Linked DNA regions of Mus musculus: region 2 is linked to region 1. The links are chromatin loops, found by intact Hi-C in ENCODE. Cell type or tissue: gastrocnemius. All regions are shown on one strand. Links, peaks and the distances in the headings refer to the core of each region. The heading gives the core; the rest is flanking DNA.

Evidence for each region. A loop is a pair of places that touch in the nucleus more often than their neighbours do. Peaks named below come from ENCODE experiments on the same cell type or tissue, not always from the same donor. Only the 100,000 strongest peaks of a DNase experiment are listed, where the experiment ranks them.
Region 2: it touches region 1 in a loop (4-fold over the local background); 2 of 42 quality-filtered maps call a loop at or near these places.

Annotation. Positions count from the first base shown.
Region 1 is chr1:97,110,600-97,119,757 of GRCm38, reverse strand. It overlaps Slco6c1 (solute carrier organic anion transporter family, member 6c1), which reads left to right. Exons shown (of 14, transcript NM_028942.4): 4 at 1,123-1,219. Among named protein-coding and RNA genes, the nearest start is that of Slco6c1, 13 kb to the left of the region's middle. In gastrocnemius, for the core only: no CTCF peak of the experiment used is centred there; no DNase peak of the experiment used is centred there.
Region 2 is chr1:97,695,079-97,704,236 of GRCm38, reverse strand. No RefSeq gene overlaps it. Among named protein-coding and RNA genes, the nearest start is that of Macir, 38 kb to the right of the region's middle. In gastrocnemius, for the core only: no CTCF peak of the experiment used is centred there; a DNase peak (open chromatin) is centred at 4,931.

The DNA of each region.
Region 1 (9,158 bases), core at 980-8,979:
GATTTCTGTGTGTTTTAACTGATAGATAAGTACTGTTGGCCCTGTGATAACACTGTGTACTGAGTAGTGAGGACTTATTTGCAAATCACATTGATATTTCTAATTATGAAATTTGAAACAGTAAAGCATTTAAATGTCACTGAAAAGTTTTACAGGAATAGAGAGTATATGTATGTTTTAAGTTTCAAAATTTTCTGTCTGTCTCGGTTTCTCTTTCCCCAAGAGAGTGTGGAGTTTTATGGAGAATCAAGGAAAGTGTAGAGAGTGGAGTAAAGTGGGGGGAGAAGGAGATAGCTGCACATGGTATCATCTCTTCCATTTACAATGTCTTATGTAAACTGTGTCATACCTAAATAAGCATTTATTCACTCACAAATAACCTATCTGGTAACCAGTCATAAATTATGGTCCTGGTAGGTCAGAATTAAGAAGTATTTTCACAGAGATATCAGATCTCATTTTTAAAAATATAAACTTATTTTATACTTACTCTGAAAATGTCTATAATGACATACTAAAGTAATATATTTATTCATGCTCATTTTGAATAAATATATTTATGATACATTAAATTAATAAATTAAATTAGATATAATTATGTTCGTAATTTTAATTAAATTATATGAATATCCAATACTTCATTAGATAAGAAGATATGCCACCCAGTTGTACTGTTAGACAGTATTCTAGATGGATCTCTGTCGTCTTAGGTATGATTAACATTCACAATCATTAGACACTGAGTAAAGCTGTTAACTTTTGAGATAAAAACAGGCCTCAGCTCAAGCAATGTAGAGTCCTAACAAGGCAGACTGACTGTTCCCAACCCAGCAGCAATTGTGGCTCATGTCTAGCTTCAACACTAAGACTATCATTAATTCCCATATGAACTCCTCACCAGCTTCCTGTCTTATGTATTTGAAATTTGTTAGACTAAATTCTGGAAGTATTTACAATTACCTCTCTTCTACTTTTTTACACTGACTCTTGTTCCTTTCTTTTCCTATCCATCTTTCCTCTGTCAAGTACTATAGAACAGCATGAAAAACTTTCAGATATCACTTGTATTTTATATTATCAAATCTGATTTTGAATTTCTTTGGTGCTCTGTTCATTTTCAAGCTATTGGACATTCTGCATATCTGATAGGATACCTTCTGGGTATGGTAGGAGGACTGCAGAATTTTCAGCCTCCACCCAAAGAAAAAACAGTCGAAATGTAAGTCATACTATTTGCTTTTGTATTTAATTCACATTGTATAAAATACTTGTTAAATAGTTACAGTGGTGCATAAATAATACACAGAAAATAGGGCAAATGTAGCTGATATATACATATATGAAAACATAGGTACATTTATACTGTGAATTTGAATTTTTACTGTTTGAAGTACAATCAATATTATTAATTAAAAGTGTTAACTTTATATTTTGTTGTTAAAAATACAAAATGCTCATTCAAAACACTACAATAACAGTAATGTGTATGATATATAGAAGGTTTTATCTTGGTTATTATTTAATTAAAAGATTTTTTCGTAGAATATATTCTGTTCATATTCTTCCCTTCTACCAAACTCCTCCAAGCTACCTTCCTACTCACATGATGTTGTATACCTAGGGACAATATGTTTTCTACAGCAGAATGTCACTACATGTAATAACAACACTTCATAGTAGGTCCCATGGCCAGTTGTTGCCCAAAGAAAAATAAACTCAATTTATATTTTTCTTATAAGAACAACATTTTATTGGGACCAGTTGGCTTACAGGTTCAGAGATTCAGTCCATCAGCGTCAAGGTGGGAGCAGGGCAACTTCTAGGCAGGCATGGCGCAGGAGGATCTGGGAGTTCTACATCTTCATCTGAAGGCTGCTAGCAGAATACTCCATATTTTTAATAGGTATTTTTTTATTTTGTTATGTTTTATAATTTATTTCTTTGTATCATTGATCCTTTGCTTGTTTGTTTATATTTTTACTTTTATGTGGTTGTTTCATTTTTTTTTTGTTTTATGAATGAATGAGAAAGAAAAGACTTAATATCATGTCCTATATGGAAACACACTACAGTAGAAGCTTTGTAAAATAAGCACATAAATAAAATGAATTCAAATGAAGTCATCAAATATTTTGGGAGACAATAAACCAACTAGATATCAGTGCTTCACTTGCAAAGAGACAGATATGGATCCATTTGCATTCTTGTGCATGTAGCTATCGAGTTTTACCACCACCATTTTTAAAAAGATACTATTTTTCTCCAGTGCATGGTTTTGGCTTCTTAACAGCAAATCGGATGTCCATACCTGTGGAAATAAGTCTGGGACTTCAATTTAAATCCATTGATCAATATGTCTGTTTTTAAGCCAATAACATGCTGTTTTCATTATGATAGATTCTAGTAAAATTAGAAATCAAAAATGGTGATATCTTAAGCACTTCTTTCTCTTTTTAGGGCTGTTTTTCTGTTTTATTTATGTGTGTATGTGTGTGTGTGTGTGTGTGTGTGTGTGTGTGTGTACACATGCATGTGTGCACTTGCATGTGTGTGTGTCTGTGTGTGTGTGCTTGCATGTGTCTTCATATGAAAATGAATTTTTATTTGCAAAGAATGGTGTTGCAATTTTGATGGTTTTTGTTGTTGAATCAGATGTTTGCTTTTGTTAGAATGGGAATTTTCACTCTATTAATCTTTGTTATCCATAAGGGGGTGGGATCTCATCTTAATGTTCTTCTTAATGGACTAAGTTTTTATTACACAAGATTCTCACTCAAGAGATTTTCTGAGGCTATTGTGAAATGTCTTGATTCACTGATTTCTCTCTTAGCCAGTTTGTTATTTGTATATTGGAAGGCTGCTGAATTTTTGATGATGATTTTGGCTTCTGCTAGTCTGCTAAAAGTGTTTATTAGCAGAAGTTTCTTCATGGTGTCTTTAGGCTCTTTTATTCATAAAGCATATAATCTGCAAATAAAGACAGTTTGAAGTCTTCCTTTTATATTTCTATCACCTTGATCTCCTTCAGTTGTCTTACTGTTCTAGGTTAGATTTTAAGTACTAAAATGAGTAAGTGTGGAAAGAGTCCTTTGTACCTGGTTCTAATTTTAGTAGAAATGCTTTGACTTTCTTTCTATTTAGGTTGATGTTAGATGTGAGCTTGATGTAAATCACCACTGTTGTGTTGAGGTGGGTCACTTATATCATTAGAATATCCAGGGCTTTGATCATAAAGTGATGTTGCATTTGTCAACGTCCACTTTTGTATCTAATGTAATGGTCATGTCTTTTCGTCATTCAGATTGTTGTAATTGAATTAAATATATAGAATGATATCTGCACCACTGGGATTAAGCCTACTTTATCATGGAGGATGAACTTCTGGGTATGCTCTTGTACTCAGTATGCAAGCAGTTTTTTGAGGATGTTTGCATCTGTATATCTATTGTATTGCTGAAAAACCTACATTACATTAAAAGTAGAATCTTGGCAAAGCTGAATCTAGGATAATGTCTAGCTTTTAAATAGTAAAAGTGGCTACAAACTCAAAGAAGTAAACATCTTGACTAGAATTTCTGAAAAGCAAATGACAAATATAATGATGTTCAAAGGAATAGAACAGGGCCAGAAAGATGTTTTATTGTATAGCAGTACTAGACACCAACACTGAAGATATTTCTTTTTTTTTTTAATTTGGTTGTGTGTTTTATTTCATTTTTGTTTTAACTTAATGTGTGTGCAAGATGTTTTATTTTTTATTAGATATTTATTTCATTTACATTTCAAATGCTATCCAGAAAGTCACCTATAACCTCCCCACGCCTTGCTCCCAGACCCACCCACTCCTGGTTCCTGGCCTGGGCATTCCCTTGTACTGGAGCATATAATCTTTGCAAGACCAAGGGCTTCCCATCCCCTTGATGGCCTACTAGGCCATCCTCTGCTACATATGCAACTAGAAACACATTTCTGGGGGATACTGGTTAGTTCATATTGTTGATCTTCCTATAGGGTTGCAGACCTCTTTAGCTCCTTGGGTACTTTCTCTAGTTCCTTCATTAGGGGCCCTGTTTTCCATGCAATAGATGACTGTGACCATTCACTTCTGTATTTTCCAGGCACTAACATAGCCTCACAAGAGATAGCTATATCAGGGTCCTGTCAGCAAAATGTTGACGGCATATGCAATAGTGTCTGGGTCTGGTGGTTGTATACAGGATGGATTCCCCTGTAGGGCATTTTCTGGCTGGTCCTTTCTTCCTTCTCAACTCTGAACTTTGTCTCTGTAACTCCTTCCATGGGTCTTTTGTTCCCCATTCTAAGAAGGAACAAAGTATCCACACTTTGGTCTTCCTTGTTTTTGAGTTTCATGTGTTTTGTAAATTGTATCTTGGATATTGTAAGTTTCTAGGTTAATATCTGCTTATCAGTGAGTGCATATCACGTGTGTTCTTTTGTGACTTGGTTACCTCACTCAGGATGATAACCTCCAGATCCACATATTTGTCTAAGAATTTCACAAATTCATTGTTCTTGATAGTTGCATAGTACTCCATTGTTTAAATGTACCACATTTTCTGTATCCATTCTTCTGTTGAGGGTCCTCTGGGTTCTTTCCAGCCTCTGTCTATTAAAAATAAGGCTGCTATGAAAATATTGGAACATGTGCTCTTACTACAGGTTGGAACATCTTCTGGGTATATGCCTAGGAGAGGCAGTACTGGATCTTCTGGTAGTACTATATCCAATTTTCTGAGGAACCACCAGACTGATTTCCAGAAAGGTTGTATCAGCTTGCAATCCAACCACCAACCGAGGAGTGTTCCTCTTTCTCTACTCCCTTGCCAGCATCTTCTGTCACCTGAATTTTAGATCTTAGCAATTCTGATTGGTATGAAGTGGAATCTCAGGGTTGTTTTGATTCGCATTTCCCTGATGATTAAGGATGTTGAACATTTTTTCAGGTGCTTCTCAGCCACTTTGTATCCCTCAGTTGAGAATTCTTTGTTTAGCTCTGTACCCCATGTTTTAATGCGGTTATTTGATTTTCTGGAGTTCATCTTCTTGAGTTTTTTATAGATTTTGGATATTAGTCCCCTCTCTGATTTAGGATTGGTAAAAATCCTTTTCCAATCTGTTGGTGGCCTTTTTGTCTTATTGACAGTGTCTTTTGCCTTACAGAAGCTTTGCAATTTTATGAGGTCCCATTTGTCAATTATCAATCTTATAGCACAAGCCATTGCTTTTCTGTTCAAGAATTTTTCCCCTTGGCCCACATCTTCAAGGCTCATCCCAACTTTTTCCTCTATAAGTTTCAGTTTTCCTAATTTTATGTGGAGTGCCTTGATCCACTTAGACTTGAGTTTTGTACACAGAGATAAGAATAGATCAATTAGCATTCTTCTACACGGTAACTGCCAGTTGTGCCAGCACCATTTGTTGAAAATGCTCTTTTCCACTGGATGGTTTTAGCTCCCTTGTCAAAGATACAGTGACCATAGTTGTTTGGGTTCATTTCTGGGTCTTCAGTTCTATTCTATTGATCTACCTGTCTGTCACTGTACCAGTACCACACAGATTTTATCACAATTGCTCTGTAGTAGAGTTTGAGGTCAGGCATAGTGATTCCAACAGAGGTTCTTTTATTATTGAAAAGAGTTTTTGCTATCCTAGGTTTTTTGTTATTCCAGATGAATTTGCAAATTGCCCTTTCTAATTCTCTGAAGAACTGAGTTGGAATTATGATGGAATTATTAATACATTGAATCTGTAGATTGCTTTTGGCAAGATAGCCATTTTTACTATATTGATCCTGCCAATCCATGAGCATGGGAGATCTTTCCATCTTCTGAGATCTTCTTTGATTTCTTTCTTCAGAGACTTGAAGTTCTTTTCATATAGATCTTTTACTTCCTTAGTTACAGACACACTAAGGTATTTTATATTATTTGAGACTATTGTGAATCGGTTGTTTCCCTAATTTCTTTCTCAGCCTGTTTATCCTTTGTGTAGAGAAAGGTCACTGATTTTTTTATGAGATAATTTTATATCCAGCTACTTCATTGAAGCTGGTTATCAGGTTTAGAAGTTCTCTGTGGAATTTTTAGGGTCTCTTATATATACTATCATATCATCTGCAAATAGTGATGTTTTGACTTCTTCTTTTCCAAATTTTATCCCCTTGATTTTCTTTTGCTCTCTAATTGCTCTGGCTAGGACTTTGAGTACTATATTAAATAGGTAGGAAAAAAGTGGGGAGCTTTTTATAGTCCCTGATTTTAGTGGGATTGTTTCAAGTTTCTCTCTATTATTCTGATGTTGGCTACTGGTTTGCTGTATATTGCTTTTATTATGTTTAGCTATGGGCCTTGAATTTCTGATCTTTCCAAGACTTTATCATGAATGGGTATTGGATTTTGTCAAATGCTTTCTCAGCATCTAATGAGATGATCATGTGGTTTTTGTATTTGAATTTGTTTATAAAGTGGAGTACATTGATGGATTTCCATATGTAAACCATCCGTACACCCCAGGAAAAAAGCCTATTTGATCATGATGGATGATCATTTTGATGTCTTCTTGGATTCAGTTAGTGAGAATTTTAATGAATATTTTTGAATTAATATTCATAAGTGAAATTGGTCTGAAGTGCTCTTTCTTTGTTGGGTCTATATGTGGTTTAGGTATCAGAGTAATTGTGGCTTCATGAAATTAATTGGGGAGAGTGCATTCTGTTTCTATTTTGTGGAATACTTTGAGGAGAATTGGAATTAGGTTTTCTTTGAAGGTGTGATAGATCTCTGCACTTGCACTAAACCTGTCTGGTCCTGGGCTTTTTTTTTTTTTTTTTTTTTTTTTTTTTTTGCTGGGAGACTATTAGTGACTACTTCTATTTCTTTAGGGGCTTATGGGACTGTTTAGGTCATTAATCTGATCCTGATTTAATTTTGGTACCTGGTATCTGTCAAGAAATTTGTCCATTTGGTCCAGGTTTTCCAGTTTTGTTGAGTTATAGCCATTTGTAGTAGGATCTTTTGATGCTTTGGATTTCCTCAGGTTCTGTTGTTATATCTCCCCGTTCATATCTCATTTTGTAAATTAGGATGCTGTTCCTGTGCCCTCTAGTTGGTCTGGCTATGGGTTTATCTATCTTGTTGATTTCCTTAAAGAACCAGCTCCTGGTTTGTTTGATTCTTTGAATAGTTCTTTCTGTTTCCACTACCTTGATTTCATCTTGAGTTTGTTTATTTAGTTCAGTCTTCTCCTCTTGGGTGTATTTGCTTCCTTTTGTTCTAGACCTTTTAGATTTACTGTCACACTGCTAGTTTATTCTCTCTCTCTAGTTTCTTTTTGGATGCACTGAGAACTATGAGTTTTCCTCTTAGGACTGTTTTCATTGTGTCCCATAAGTTTGAGTATGTTGTGGCTTCATTTTCATTAAACTCTAAAGAGTCTTTCATTTCCTTCTTTCTTTCTTCCTTGACCAAGGTATCATTGAGTTATTGTTGTTCAGCTTCCACATGAATGTTGGCTTTCTATTAAATGTTTTGATATTGAAGATCAGCCTTAGTCCATGGTGGCCTGATAGGATGCATGGGATAATTTCAATATTTTTGTATCTGTTGAGGCCTGTTTTGTGACCAATTATATGGTCAGTTTTGGAGAAGGTACCATGAGGTGCTGAGAAAAGGGTATATCCTTTTGTTTTAGTGTAAAATGTTCTATAGATATTTGTTAAACCAATTTGTTTCATAACTTCTGTTAGGTTCAATGTGTCTCTGTTTAGTGTCTATTTCCAGGATCTGTCCATTAATGAGACTGGTGTGTTGAAGTCTCCCACTATTATTGTGTGAGCTGCAATGTGTGCTTTGAGCTTTACTAAAGTTTCTTTAATGAACGTGGCTGTCCTTGCACTTGAAGCATAGATATTCAGAATTTAAGTTCATCTTGGCAGATTTTTACCTTTGATGAGAATGAAGTGCCCCTCCTTGTCTTTATTTAATAACTTTGGGTTGGATATCGATTTTATTTGATATTAGAATGGTTGCTCCAACTTGTATCTTCAGATCACTTGCTTGGAAAATAGTTTCCCAGCCTTACATTCTGAGGTAGTATCTGTCTTTTCCCCTGAGGGCAGTTTCCTGTAAGCAGCAAAATGTTGGGTCCTGTTTGTGTAGCCAGTCCGTTAGTCTATGTCTTTTTATTGGGGATTTGAGTCCATTAATATTAAGAGATATCAAGCAAAAGTAATTGTTGCTTCCTGTTATTTTTGTTGTTAGAGTTGGGATTCTGTTCTTGTGGCTCTCTTCTATTAGGTTTGTTGGATTACTTTCTTGCTTTTTCTAGGGCATAATTTCTGTCCTTGTGTTGGTGTTTTCCCTTTATTATCCTTTCAAGGGCTGGATTCGTGGAAAGATATTGTGTGAATTTGGTTTTGTCAGAGAATACTTTGGTTTCTCCATCTATGGTAATTGAGAGTTTTGCTGGGTATAGTAGCCTTGGCTGGCATCTGTGTTCTCTTAGGGTCTGTATAACATCTGTCCAGGTTCTTCTGACTTTCATAGTCTCTGGTGAGAAATCTGGTGTAATTTTCATAGGTCTGCCCTTATATGTTTGTGAGCGCCCGTCTCGCCAGCAAGAATGACGCCACAATAGGATCCTTCTGCACACGTTTATTGGAAGAGCATTGATTGCATAAGCGAAAGACCCTGAGCCCAGAAATGGTGCTGCTTATACAGGCCTAGGAGTGACGTGTCCAGACCTGATTGGTTATGCTACCAGTACCTCATTAATATGCGTCGGGCCAGGCAGTGACTAGGCAAAAACCTCTTATGCACATGCGCACATTGGTTGTTTACCCATAATCATGGGCAGTGGCCAGTAGTAGCCAGCGCCACTCTGCAACGGCACATGTGGCTTCCCACATATGTTATTTGACCTTTTCCCCTTACTGTTTTTAATATTCTATCTTTGTTTACTGCATTTTTTGTTCTGATTACTATGTGTGGAGAGGAATTTCTTTTCTGGTCCCTATTTGGAGTTCTGTAGGCTTCTTCTATGTTCATGGGCATCTCTCTCTTTAGGTTAGGGAAGTTTTCTTCTATAATTTTGTTGAGGATATTTACTAGCCCTTTAAGTTGAAAGTCTTCATTTTCATC
Region 2 (9,158 bases), core at 1,009-9,008, 580 kb before region 1:
ACATAGAGAATACATGTTCTCCAGAATAAATGGATGAGCCTCCTGATCCAGGCCCAAAACACATGTATACGCAAGCGATACTAACTGGACTTAGCAAGTTCAATCGATGGATAGATGGACAGAAGCATGGGACAATCATGAGAGGTCATGGATTTGAGGGAATGGGGATTTTAAGGACGTGGGGGGAATTGAGAGTGGAAGAAATGTAAATACAATAATCAGCTATGAAATTCTCACCTTTTTAATTTAAAAAACCAACCTCATTAGCTAATGAGAAAGTGTTTTGACCAGGACTCTCCAGGTTTCTCTATAGTTTTTACTGCCTACTGTTAATGTAGTTTCATGCTAGAGTAGAGCCAAGATTTCACTTGTTTGCTGTTCAAGCTTCCCTAGAAGGCTCTCTGTCTCTCCGGGGAACTGGTCAAGCTGCTTTATTAACACCATTCTCCTTTCATTGTTTGAACAGCATGGAGTACCCTGTTATTGTACGGGTGGTGGGACCCCCACTGCAGTAGCCCCAGCTCTAGCCCCTCTCTCATGCTGCCATACCTACTGAAATGTATGCCTCTGGTTTCCCTTTTTCTAGAAAGCTGGGTACCAAAATGTTATCACTCAAAGCTCCATCATATTTCTATTCATGTTTATGGAAGATCCAATTTCTCTCTTTAGAATATAAGATTATAAAATACATTCCTTAATGTATGCTATATATTTTTAATGAATCACTGTTCGTATATATATCAGTGAGATGCACTAGTTACTTCCCCTTTGACCTTTGCACTATGTTACAGATAGAAATAGCAAAATTAAAATCTCCACTTAGGAATTTCTCTCCATCGTTTTAATCTCTGGTTTTTCCTTACTCTTTCTTTGTGGCTGTTTCCTAGCACATATAAATTATTTATGGCCACTTTACATTTGACTTTTATCCTAAAATATCACTTTACCCTATTGCATGTTTTGGACACTAAGTAGTTATGTAGTTGAGTTTATGGCCTATTACTTTGTATTCATATGTTCTATTAGTTGGAATCTTTTGTAGGAGTTGGCATATTATTTACAATGGGCTTTGCTTTAAAACTAATATCAAGATCTCTTGCAAAAGGTTTGTATAGTTCATTGATCTGTAATGTACCTTTGGAGGCAATACTTTCTGCTACTGTTGTCTTTACACTTTTCATCTTTCTGTAACCATACTTTTCATTGTGGAGAAGAAAATACCAATTAAAACTGGCTTAAACTGCTATGACAGTCATTATATATTTCTTAAGGTCTAAAAGCAGAGTTGGCCCCAGCCATCTTGCTATCTGCAATTATGTCATCAGTGACCTCATTTGTCTTGCTCTCTCCATTGACATAACGCAAACTTTATCTCAACAGTGTTTCACCTCATGCTCATCAGATGGCTTTCAATGGCAATTAGGGCTACATCCTTCCTTATTCATAGCTAGCCTAGCAAAAATTCATGGCAATTCTACCACAGTGATGAAATAGCTGTTCATTTAGTATAGTCAGAACAACTTGGTTGACCACCTCTCTGTCCACTCCCATGTTAATAGCATTCATGGAAAATTCCATGAACTGGAGCTGATGACCACTCAGCGTTGACACTTTGAACCAGATAATTGATCTGTGTTTAAAGATACTGAGCAACGTCTGTGAGAAACTGAGGTGCCACAGTAGTCATTTAAGATAAGGACCCAAGATGGGGTTACAAAACAGAGTACCCTAGGCTCCTGTCCCATCTCCCTCCAGTGGACAGGGATGAGGGGTGGTGATCTGTTGCTATCCAGGCAGGAGAAATTCACTGACGTGCAATGAACAATGCCTTACCACGTTGTGCCCTGAAGTAGGAGAAAACAACTTGTGTGGAGAAAACCCCAGTCAAGGCCTTGAAATAAATGAGTGCCTGCCTGGGATAAAGCTGGGTGTGGGCCCATCTCAGAGGGTCCCGGCCGACTATAGTTCTCTGCAGAGATTTGTGCTCTGATCTTAAGTGTTCCCTCTTGAAGTGTACTATACCAGGACTAATTTCCAGCGAGTAAGCCTGTAAGATCACATAGGACTTGGAGCTGGAGCTGACTCGCCCTGCTCTGTACCCTACATGCCAGTAACCCCTCCCACCCACCAAGAATGTCAGTCAAAAGCCTATCCATGTTATCAAATACACCCTAGTTAGAAACAACTGCTGTTATCCATACAACCCTACTTGGGAGAGAGAAGAACATAACCCGAATACTATTCTGATAGAAATGGGAAGGGGACAGGTAATGGGTGAATGCCAGCCATGTCTGTATGCACTGTGTTTGCTGCTGTTGGCTTATCCCAGTGATGGCTGTCACCTTAACTACAAACAAAGCTACACATTTCATCCGTGCACTGTCTGTGGGCTCACTGCTGTAACTGGCATCCAACTGGAATGCCTGCGCTTCTATTCAACCGCTGTGTTAGTTATGTTGTCTTCTTCACTCGCAGCTTCCGTTACTGACCTCTGTGCCCACACATAAGTTTATCATTTGACGTGTTACACCAGAGCTCCTGGATAAACAAACTGATGAAATGATTCTACCTGGGCGCCCTGCGCCCCTTTCCTTCACCCACTCTGTTTCTTTCCCAGACGGGTAGTCAGCCTGGCTTTATTTTCTTCTCTCCATTTCTTTTAGGAACTCGGCTGATGCTGCAGTTCTTTTTGTGGCTTCGCCACGGTGTTCCTGCTTACCTCGGCCTGCGTGTGCCCTTCATTTTCATACATACTGTGGCGGATGATTGCATATGTGGTCACAGTTTCCATGCCTTCAGTGGATCAGTTTTCTCTGCCGAGTTGGCTTTCCCCTACAGAATAAATGCTACCGTTTCTTCTGTTTGTCTCCCCCTTTTCTTGGATGATTTTGCATAAGTACTGCATCTTCATTCTTAATTACTACTTATCCTTAGGTAGTAAGTGTGTTTTCATCTATTCTGTACAGTTTGTGGGGTACCACTTGGAGCTAACACAATCCTCTCCTTACAAAAGGATTGTGAGCCTGAAGGATCTGACAGCTTTTATTTTCTTTCAGGCAGCAAGGAATCAGAGCTGCAGGAATATTCAGCTTTAGAGCCCCTTCCCTCCTCTCTCCCTCAGCTACATGCAGGCCGCTGCCTCCTATTTGGCATGGCTGTAAGGCATCTACCACATAATAGTGTTTTGCTCTGCAACCTGACACATGTATGATGGTAGAGCCATAAAACTGTAAAGGACCTGAAACATCCGTACACTTTGTGATCCAGTACACACATTTTTTTTTTTGTGATGCTGATGTAAACAAACCTACTGAGGTGCCAGTTGTATAAAAACACTGCACACACAACTGTAAATAGCACATATGACTTAATAGAGATAATACATGATAATAGTGATACAGCTCTTATTAATGTATGTTTTTGCTATTTTACAGAAGAGCTACTTATTATCAGTCCTTAACACTAAACAGGCTGTGTTACTCAGGTGGCGATCCCATGTTTCTCAGATTTATTTCTTCTCGAGATGTTTGTTGTTCATTTCTTTATACACAGGGTGTCGCTGTGTAGACCAGTGTGGCGTTGGAACTCATGACCCTCCCATTTCAACCTCTGAATGCCAGGGCTAAAGGGGTGCATCACTGCACCAAAAAACCAATAAATAAATAAACAAACAAACAAACAAATAAATAAATAAATAAAAATATGTTCCTGTAATTTTTAGAATTACAATATACAGCAAGGAAGAAAACAAAAACAAACTTATACAAAATTTCTCGGTGTCTTCAAATTCCTGGAAGGTTACTCTCTGAAATTCATCATGCCCAGTTATTCTGTGAGTTTTCAAAACTATGGTATTTTGCACATTCTTCTAACAGTCTCCACATTCGGATTAATGGAAGTCTCTTCTATAATATCCACACAGTGATAAGTCTTCCCAAGGATGTGTTTCTCAGTTGTGTCCCTGCGTTTGAGTGGCTCCTGGTGTTTCCTCCGCAGGCTTGCTTCTGGTACCGCATGGTGAATGGAAATGCTCTGTGCACACACTTATCCCGCCTATGTTATTTAGACAAGGAGCTGGTCTTCCCCCCTCATGTTAGCCATCAGCATTGGAAACTTATCCCTTGCTGGATCAAGGGCTCAGCATCATTTCCATGCACCTTCCTATTTGAACTTCACTTAGCAACCCCGGCTCCTCAGGACTGAGGCTAAAACTCCTTTTAATTGTTTTTGAGGATAGTTTTTGTTTCTGTTTTTGTATCTGATGTTTGTTTATTGTTGAAAGCTGATTTTTTTTTGTCCATTTTTCAACTAGGCATCCTTTCCCCCCCCTCCCCCATAACAAATTTTGATGAATGATAGCGTCCCACCTAGAGTAGTCTACTGGCAGAATCAAACAAAATGGCCTTTAGTACACTAGAAGATCTGAGACACTGAGTCTTCTGCTCTATTGGGGTTTTATATCTTGTACAAATGTCAGCCAGGCCTCTGGTTTTGATTGCATTTCAACATTTCTTAGAGCCAAGGATGCTCTGCTCACTTCTGAAACTCTTATTAGGAATGTATGTGTTGCCAAGGGAACAGCCTGTGTAGTAACAATCTAATAGATACCCTACCCCCCAAAAAAGATCAAGGTTATTTTTAAAAAAATCTTTAAAATGAAACAGAGCATCTCAGAGCGGTATTGAAGGAAAGAAGAACAATCCTCACAAATCTCCATGTTTACTGTTTAACAAAGTGAGGCCACCATGCATGAACTTCGTACTGTACCCAGTGTGTTATCCTGAGTGGAGGTGTTGATGGATGTGGGGCTGTCAGGTGTAGGGGAAGAGGAGGGAGGGAGAGAGCCCGGGTCTGGCTAGAGTTCCTGTGCTCTGGGCAGACAGACCCGGGAGGACTGCCAGACGCTTTCCACACGGCCCCAGGTGGGCATCTGGCTGAGTGAAGCCACTGAACCCACACGGCAGGGGGGTGGACAAGGGGCAGCCCCCGTTACCAGGGGCTCTGGGATGATACTCAGCCCCAGAGATACAAGAAGAGGGCAGAGGGAGAGAGGTTCCCACACAGGTGAGAGTCCTTTGTCTGGTCCGTGGCTGGAGTGTAGGAATGCCTTCTGACGGGAGATTAGGGAGATTAGGCATGGCTCATTAGGAGAAAGCCTATCCCATCGTCCAAGCATAGGGGGCCTTGATGAGCAGAGACAGTCTATGGTTTTAGAGCTTTATTGTAGAAAGGCAGGGGGGAAGAGAAAAGATAAAGAGAGACTGGCCATGGCCAAGAGGAGAGAAGGGGGAAGGGGAAGAAAGAAAGAGAGTAAGAAAGGTGAAGGCTTAGAGAAAGAGAGAGAGAGGTAAAAGCTTAGAGAGAGAGAGTAAGGAAAGTAACAGCTTAAGAGATCGAGGAGGGGCCAAGCAGCCCCTCTTATAGTGGGTTGTGTTATCTTGCTGTTGCTAGGTAACTGGGAGGAGTCTAGCCTGAAGGTCAGAAGTTTGGGACATTGTGTATGTGACTACTAGCCACATGCTTCTCTATTGGGGGCTGTGGGAGCAGTAACTTCAACAGGAGCCAGGGGTCCAGGAGACATGAGGGAACACCTTCTGGCCCATGTAGGTGGGAATTATCACCACCGAGGTTCAGACCTCAGCTGGACTGGAGACCAGACTGTCTGTGCATAGCACATTGCCCCACAGATGGAAGCACAGTTTATAAAGATGTGACTGAGGACAGCAGGGCCTGGCTTTGTCATTCTGTGCATGGTGGTTCAGGAGCACTTACTATATGGAAAGGGTTTTTATTGTTGTTGATGTGGTTGTTTTTTTGAAAAAAAAAAAATAGAAATGTCTTCTGGAAATGTTTTGGCTGCTTTTAAAAGCCCGGGTTATTTGTTTGTTTGTTTGTTTGTTTGTTTGTTTTTTAAGCAAGTCAGTGCTTAAGAGAAAGCTCAAGAGAAGAGGGTAGATGAATAGATTGACAGAAAAGGGAAAAAGAGAAAGCGAGGGTTGGGTAAGGCAGAATGATCCACAATTATATTGCCAAAAAGCTTTCTTGCTATTAGGAGAGAAGTCAGAAGCCATACGATTTAACGTTTGTCTTTTCACTCCACACCAAAATGCAGACTTGTCTTGTAGCTCCTTCCCATGTTGAAAAAATGACACTTGTGTGCTTCAGAATATCTAGAAACATTTTGTAAGTCACTTTCCATATGTACATGAAAGATTCCTCTAGAGGGGAGCCATGTCCTTGGTCCTGCTATGATACAGACACAACCCCCTTTAGCCGGAGAAATGCAATTTGGAAAGTTAAAATTCATAGACTCAAAACTCAAGAAAAACATGGAACCCTTTCAGACTCCTACAAGAAAGGAAAGCATCTGGTTTAAGCGTGCAGGCTTGTCTGCAGGCTTGGCAGGAGAGTAGAGCACCAGCCACAAATGGACGTATGCTGTTCGATGGTGGTGATGTTGGGTGGTGTGTTCTCTGAGTCATTCCAGGCATATGGAGAAAGCAAATCTCAGTTGTCTTCTCGACTCTCCCTCTGTTTACCTGAGAAACCCTGAGAGCTCCACAGTCTGCCAGGTCTTGATTTTCTTACCTGATCCACAGGTTTGCCTGAAGCTCTGTAACCTCAAAGTTCATATGGCTTGTTTTTCCGTTCTCTCTTCCTTAGGATTCTGGGACATTTCTGGTCCTTCTGTTATTACTGCCTCCCTCTGTCATCATGATTAGCATGGTTTTGAGCATTTGCTTAAAAACACAACCTGAAAGTGGATGGTTCCCATTCCTGTTATCACTTCCTCTTGTTCCTTAGCACTGTTCTGAGAGATGTTCTAAGGATTATCACCAGGACAGAAAAGAATTTATTTAGATGATAGCTTCCTGTTATTACATAGAATATGCATAGTTCTGGGTATCATGAGTACAAACTAGTTTTTATATTAGCTCAAATAAAACCTAGGTATGGAAATGTTTCCACTGCAGCACCACCAACAAATATGTCCAGAGTTAGGCTTTGTAGGCGGTATATTCGTATAACCTAAACACAGATGTACACTTTTAGTGTTCATGATGTGTTCAGTATTCCAACCATGTGTGATGGATTAGCCTAGTCTGATTGCCTATGAAGAGACACCATGAACGAAAACAATTCTGAGAAGAAATCATTTAATTGGGGGGGGGCTTGATTACAGCTTTAGGGGAGTCCATGATCATTGTGGAAAGGATCATGGAGGCAGGCAGGCATGGTACAGGAGCAGAGAGAGAGGTGGAGGTGGGGTGTGGGGAGGGAGGAAGGGAGAGAGGGACAGAGACAGAGACAGACAGTGTCTGTTATAGTCCTTCCAAAACCTCAAAGCCCATGATACACCTTCTCCAACAAGACCATACCCCCTAATCCTTCCCAAACAGTTCCACTAACTGGGGACTAAGCATTTCAAATGAAGGACATTCCCATTCAAACCACAACATCAAGTATAGTGTGGAAAGGGTTGCTTGATCTAGGATCTGAAATTCCTACCAAACGAAACCAAACAATAGAGTACAAAAACACAGTGATCTTCCTGTGCTAAATATAAAGGTGACCTTTTCAAACACACAATGTCCTTGGACTTTACCTTAATGGCCACCTTTACTTTAAAGGCCAGTAATACCATAATTGGAAGCAATTCCCATGGTAGTCCAAGAACAGGCTCTAAAAAGAAAAAGACTAATCTATGCTAAGTGAGTATTCATTATCTATGCTAATTGATGAGCCTATGAACATAAAAAGACTTGTTTCCATTTAGAAAGGAACTTATAATCTGGTATGGGAACCACACACTCAGAGCAATCATTGCCCATGACAAAACAGTGTTTGTAGTTACCTTGCACATTACAGACACTGTCCCATCAGGTCATTCCCTGCCTCGCCCGGCTCTGAGTTTTCAAAGACAATTCCAAGTCCTCTAGCTTTTCTCCAGATAATTTGCCTTCACGTTTTTATATACTAGTTGTGTAAGCTTATGTTTTGATTTATTGATTTTGCTAGTGTATATTGACTTCTCATTTTACTGAGAATATTTAACTTTCTAAACCCCACTCTTGTCCCAGTGGTGTGCTATTGTTGAGTCATTAGTCAGAGCTTTACAGAGGGGCTATGTATTATTCATTCTAAGCCCAGCAGTTTGATGATTCCTCGAATAACATTTGTTTCAGCTTAGTGTATCATTGTTTCTCACTCAGTTAATATGTTTCACATTCAACATGACTAATTAGATTCATTGTTCTCCATGAATATTTTCTTTCTGTTTCTTGTTTTTAGATTTTGGCCTGGAAAACAAGAGAAAAACAGCAGATATTCAGAAATAAATCCAGTGTCCTCTCACTATATATGAGTTTTGCTAAGAATTCAAAATTAATGATAAATTCATAAAATTCTATTTTAAGGTATCTAGGGCACATTTATAGTCCAAAGGGGGACAAATAAATACAAAATATATTATGACATTTAATCAAGTATTTAAAAGTGATAAACTGGAAATCCTGTATGTATATTTCAACATCATAAAGGCAGCTTACAGCAAGCCCATAGCCAACATTAACTAAAATAGAGAGAAACCTAAAGTAATTCCATTAACATCAGGGTAAGACAAAGCAGTCCACTCGCTCCAGACCTGTTCAGTACAGTACTTGAGGTTCTAGCTAGAGCAATAAGACAACTGAAGGAGATCAAGGAACTACAAATTAGAGAGAAAGAAGTCAACGTATCTTTATTTGTAGATGATGTGATAGCATAGATAAGTGACTCTAAATATTCCACTGAGAAACACCTACAGCTGATAAACACTTTCAGAAAAGTAGCTGAATACAAAATTAACTCACAAAACCCAGTAGCCTTTTTAAATACAAATGACAAAGAAAAGAAAATCAGGAAAACAACACCTTTCACAATAGTCCCCAAATAATATAAAATACCTTGGGGGTAACGCTTGTCAAGCAAGCAAAAGATTTGTCTGATTAAAAACTTTAAGAAATCAAAGGAAGAAACTGAAGAAGCTATCAGAAGAAAAGATCCCTCATGTTTATGGATTAGTAGGATCAATTTAGTAAACGTGACCATCCTACAGAAAGCTATCTACAGATTCAATGAAATCCACACCAAAACCCCAATACAATTCTTCAGAGATC